2 separate regions of the Homo sapiens genome follow, and region 1 is linked to region 2. Evidence: read pairs that join two places in POLR2A ChIA-PET (ENCODE). Cell type or tissue: PC-9. All regions are shown on one strand. Links, peaks and the distances in the headings refer to the core of each region. The heading gives the core; the rest is flanking DNA. Region 1 overlaps SRPK2 (SRSF protein kinase 2). Region 2 has its middle 7.0 kb from the start of KMT2E-AS1.

Region 1 (2,921 bases), core at 230-2,729, 230 kb after region 2:
CAAATATTTTCTCCCATTCTGTAGATTGTCCATTTACTCTTTTGGTAACAGGGTCTCACTCTGTCACCTAGTCTGGAGTCTAGTGGTGTGATCATAACTCACTGTAACCTTGAACTCCTGGGCTCTAGCAATCCTCCCACCTCAGCCTCTTGAGTAGCTGGAACCATAGGCACTTGCCAACACACCCAGGAAATTTTACCTTTTGTAGAGATGGGTCTTGCTATGTTGCCTAGACTGGTCTCGAACTCCTGGGCTTAAGCAATCCTCTTGCCTATATAATCTGCCTGCTTTAAGAATTCAAGGCATGAGCCACCACACCCAGACTAAAATTTATTTTTAAGATCAAGTTTGCAGGCCGGGCGCGGTGGCTCACGTCTGTAAGCCCGGCACTTTGGGAGGCGGACAGATCACCTGAAGTCAGGAGTTCGAGACCAGCCTCACCAACATGGAGAAATCCGTCTCTACTAAAAATACAAAATTAGCCAGGCATGGTGGCACATGCCTGTAATCTCAGCTACTCGGGAGGCTGAGACAGGAGAATCGCTTGAACACGGGAGGCAAAGGTTGCGGTGAGCCGAGATCGCGCCATTGCACTCCAGCCTGGGCAACAAGAGCGAAACCTTATCTAAAAAAAAAAAAAAAAAAAAAAAAGATCAAGTTTGCAAAGAGTTTTTAAGTACAAAAGTAAAACAAAAACGGCAATAAAAATTTGTACTTAGGATATTATCATTATTCAAACACTTGTAATCTAAGTCTCTAAAGTGAAAAGGCTGCAAAACAAAACAAAAAAAAACAGTAACAGAAATATTCACATGTGAAATAACCATTAATAAAATCAGACCCTTTTCAAATATCTCTCCCCATTAAAAAAAACAACAATAATAATAAAAAAAAAAAAGATAACCAGGCTCAGCGGCTCACGCCTGTAATCCCAGCACTTTGGGAGGCTGAGGCAGGTGGATTACGAGGTCAAGAGATCGAGACCATCCTGGCCAACATGGTGAAACCTCGTCTCTACTAAAAATACAAAAATTAGGTGGGTGTGGTGGCGGGTGCCTGTAATCCCAGCTATTCAGGAGCCTGAGGCAGGAGAATCACTTGATCACTGAACTTGGGAGGCGGAGGTTGTGGTGAGCTGAGATAACGCCACTGCACTCCAGCCTAGGCAAAGGAAAGGAGGGAGGGAAAGAAAGGAAAAGAGAAGAGAGAAGAGAGGGAGAGAGGGAGGGAGCAAGGAAGGAAGGAAGGAAAGGAAGGAAAGAAGGAAGGAAGGAAGGAAGGAAGGAAGGAAGGAAGGAAGGAAGGAAGGAAGGAAGGAAGGGGAAAGGGAAGGAAGGAGTTTAATGAAGGCACAGGTCAATTAATAGTCTTTGATAGAAACTGAGTGGCTGTCTATAGTCACGCCACCCTGAAAACACCTAATCGCATCTGAAACTAAGCAGTTGACAAGAGAATGCAGATACAATTCAATAAACCTGAAAACCTTACAAAATATGCAAGACTTCATGGTAGCAATAAAAGCCTTGTTGACCTTAGTAACAGCCAAGGGTACTGGCAAACAAGAACCCAGCAGACCAACTAACAACTGTAGAAGACAATATCAACAAAGATAATGGACTGACAGGCTCTTTAATGGAGAACTTGCATATGAGAGAATTAGAGATCAGTGGAAAAGAGGTGAAGCTCTCAACTACTTTTACAAAATAGTTCCTTTATAATTCCTGTAAAAATAAAATACGGGCTGGGCGCAGTGGCTCACACCTGTTATCCCCAGCACTTTGGTAGGCCAAAGCCGGTGGATCACTTAAGGTCAGGAGTTCAAAACCAGCCTGGCCAAATGATGAAATCCCGTCTCTACTAAAAATGCAAAGAAAAAAAATTAGCCAGGCATGGTGGTGTGCACCTGTAATCCTAGCTACTCAGGAGACTGAAGCAGGAGAATCGCTTGAACCTGGGACTCAGAGATTGCAGTGAGCCAATGCACTCCAGCAGCCTCGGCGACACAGCAAGACTCCGTCTCAAAAAAAATGAAAAATGAAAATAAAAATAAAATAAGTAAAAAATCATATTTTTTTGGAAACTATTACAAGAGAAACAATATTTGGGTCAATTCTTTGTTCATTCTATAAACTAACAGATCCAAGAGTGATAAATTTTGTTAAATATTAAAATAAAACTAATTTCATTTTAATAATTAGTATCTATTATTATTAAAATAAGGCCCAATTAAATTTTTTTATGACTTACATAAAATTTAGATCCCTGTTTTAAACAGATTCACATTAAGAACACCTTTGCTGCACCAGTTATAATAAGGTAAATGAGACTGATTATTTTAGTAATTTCAGTTATGTAAAAAGAAAAAGACTACAAAGATTTATACTAGTAGTTGCCACTGGAAAATGCGGTTGTGGGTGTTTTTTGTTTGTTTTAAACAAAGGGACAGAATTAAATACTGTTTAAAACAATGCAAATATATTAACCAGTAAATAAGATTTTTGAAATGTAAACTAATATTTCATCAATGGATTGCTATTGCTTTTCAATCTACCAAAAGATCATTAGAGAAACTTCTACTATCTCATTTAAGAAATATTTCCTGGATCTCTACGATGTGCTAAATACCATGAAGACAAAATTTAATAATAGGCTATACTGATGCTTACTATGTGCCACTTCAACCCGTAAAATAATGCAGCCAACAAACTAATTATTATCAACGTCCAGAGACTGAGAAACATTAAGTAACTTACCCAATGGTATATAACTAAATAGTAACTAAACCATCCTTCAAAACAAAGACTGTCTACAAAGCCCAGGATCTTAAGCACTTAGCTATGTATTGCGTTGGAGAGGCAGCCTTAAAATAACTTACACATTAGAAGAAGAAAAGCAGCAAGCAGAAAAGCACCAAAGCAATG
Region 2 (2,921 bases), core at 150-2,649:
CTCTGTCTCCCGGGTTCAAGCAATTCTCCTGCCTCAGCCTCTTGAGTAGCTGGGATTATAGGCGTGCGCCACCACACCCAGCTAATTTTTCTATTTTTAGTAGAGACGGGATTTCACCATGTTAGTCAGGCTGGTCTCAAACTCCTGACCTTGTGATCTGCCCGCCTTGGTCTCCAAAAGTGCTGGGATTACAGGTGTGAGCCACTGCGCCTGGCCAAGAGGATGTATTCTTAGGAATCAAATGCTATGGGTTATATAAGACCACCTGGAGCTCATAAAAATACAGAACTTTTGGCCGGGCGCGGTGGTTCACGCCTGTAATCCCAGCACTTTGGGAGGCCGAGGCGGGCAGATCACAAGGTCAGGAGATCGAGACCATCCTGGCTAACACGGTGAAACCCCATCTCTACTAAAAATACAAAAAATTAGCCGGGCATGGTGGCAGGCGCCTGTAGTCCGAGCTACTCGGGAGGCTGAAGCAGCAGAATGGTGTGAACCCAGGAGGCAGAGTGTGCAGTGAGCTGAGATTGCACCACTGCACTCCAGCCTGGGTGACAGAGACTCCGTCTCAAAAAAAACAAGAAAATACAGAACTTTCACAAAATATTATAAATGCAAATAACTGCATATGTTTCTTATTCCTCAGAAAAATAAAACTTACCTACATGGGCAGAGTTTGTGGAGAAAGGGAACTAGTTAACTTTTAGATACTTTCAGATGAACCCTTGACTCGATGTCATTTGTAAAACCTTTTTCAGTCATTTAACTTCTAAAAGAATGCTTCAATCAAAGCTATCTAACGTGTCCTCTTACCCTTTTGACTTCCATTTGCCCTTTCACTGGCCATAAAGTAGGAGCATGGAATAGAACAAAGAGAGTCGCTACAGAATGTCTGTTGTATAGATGTGGTCAGATAAGCTGTGCTTGGGACATGGGAGAGATGCCTAGACTACCACAATATTGTTATCAAATGAACCAGAGAATAGTGAATATTTTTGTTGCCTTTTCAAGTTTTTCATAGAATGAGGAAAATTAATTGAACATTACTTATTTAAGTAAGTGTTCTTCAGGAATGAAGTATCGCCTTAGCACAGCCTTCCTTCATGAAAAATTTAAATACTAGAGATAAGACTAAACTTGAGGAACAGGTTCTCTCTTAACCTAACAACATTAAAGCTTGTCAGAAATCCAATAGGGGCCAGGCACTGGGCATAATGTACAGGCAATTATGTGTGATGAAGAGGTGCACAGGCTTTACAGTACAGTATATTCACTTTTTTTTTTTTTTTTTTTTTTTTTGAGACAGAGCCTCCCTCTGTTGCCCAGGCTGGAGTACAGCAGTGTAATCTTGGGCTCACTGCAACCTCCACCTCCCAGGTTCAAGCAATTATCATGCCTCAGCCTCCTGAGCAGCTGGGATTACAGGCACGTGCCACCATACCCAGCCTGGATTCACTTTTCTATGTAAAAAGGAAGTTTACAAATTTCTGAGAGTTTAGTTGCCAAATTCTGACCTAGCATATAAGAATTCAAGTGTTTAATAAATCAGTAGCAATTTTCCCAAATCCAGAGTTTGATACGGAGCTAAACCATGTCATGAGCTCACCCATCATTCGAGTTACTTTGCCCCTTATCAATGAAGTCATTGGAAGTAGTAGCAACCTGGTTTGAGAGGGTTATGTGGTACATCGTTTCACAAATTTCAGAAATAATTTATACTACTCTACTTTCTAAGGAAGGTGGAAACCTAAAGTGGGTGAATAGCTGAACACTTGGAACGCTCGGATTTATTTTCCTATAGGTGGGGGTCTTGCTATGTTGCCCAGGCTGATCTTGATCTCTTGGCCTCAAGTGGTGATCCTCCCACCTAAGCCTCCTAAGTAAATGGGACTACAGGCGTGTGCCAGACACCTGGCTAATATTTTAAAAAAATTATTTGTAGAGACAGGGGTTTCATCATGTTGCCCAGCTTGGTCTCAAGTGATCCTCCTGCCTCGGACTCCTAAAAGTGCTGGGATTACAGGCTACTTGCAATTCCTTTTTTTTTTTTTTTTTTGAGACAGGGTCTCACTCTGTCCCCCAGGTTGGAATGCAGTGGTGCGATCTCAGCTCACTGCAACCTCCACCTCCCCAATTCAAGCAATTCTCATGCCTCAGCCTCCTGAGTAGCTGGATTACAGATGTGCACCACTACGCCCAGCTAATTATTTTGTATTTTTAGTAGAGACAGAGTTTTGCCACGTTGGCCAGGCTGGTCTTGAACTCCTGGCCTCATGTGATCCACCAACCCTGGCCTCCCAAAGTGCTGGGATTATAGGCATAAGCCACCATGCCTATAATCAGCCAGCAATTACTTTCAAATGCTATCTATCATTTGTGGGCATTACATAATAATCTAACAATAAAAGGTATTGCTTAGGATAGTTATGAATAATTTAAAAATTATTATAAAGCTAATCAGACTTAGGTTAAATATGTTATGCACTGGCGTATAATCTATCTTAAAAAACAAATGCAATCAGTTCCTTTTCCTTGGCCTAAAATGTAGACCGACCCAAGATCTCAGCTTTCTTGCTAAATTTGTCTCCTATTAAGACTGAATCTACCCTGTTTTGGCTTTTATCTGTGAAGACTATCAAATGTCAATTATTTTTCTTGAAAGTCAATTCCTTCTTCTTCCTTATACCCACCCAGGCAACAATTACGGATGTTTCTGTAATAACTTAGATTCCTTCTTTATCACTCCTGCTCTGATTCAGGCTCTTCTTGCTACATTGAGGGCTCTAAAAGCCAGTCTCTTCTGGGTTGAAGACAGGTATGTTTTAAAGTAAGTCTTTCTCTGTCCTGTGCCACACCTCATGCCTGTAATCTCAGCACTTTGGGAGGCCAAGATGGGCGGATCACCTGAGGTGGGGAGTTCG

What was found. ChIA-PET counts read pairs that join two places held together with the same protein. Peaks named below come from ENCODE experiments on the same cell type or tissue, not always from the same donor. Only the 100,000 strongest peaks of a DNase experiment are listed, where the experiment ranks them.
Region 1: POLR2A ChIA-PET joins it to region 2 with 17 read pairs; 2 of 35 experiments call an interaction of 5 or more read pairs at or near these places.

Annotation. Positions count from the first base shown.
Region 1 is chr7:105,231,832-105,234,752 of GRCh38, forward strand. All of the region lies in intron 2 of SRPK2 (SRSF protein kinase 2), which reads right to left. Among named protein-coding and RNA genes, the nearest start is that of SRPK2, 160 kb to the right of the region's middle. In PC-9, for the core only: no CTCF peak of the experiment used is centred there; no DNase peak of the experiment used is centred there.
Region 2 is chr7:105,005,652-105,008,572 of GRCh38, forward strand. No RefSeq gene overlaps it. Among named protein-coding and RNA genes, the nearest start is that of KMT2E-AS1, 7.0 kb to the right of the region's middle. In PC-9, for the core only: no CTCF peak of the experiment used is centred there; a DNase peak (open chromatin) is centred at 1,190.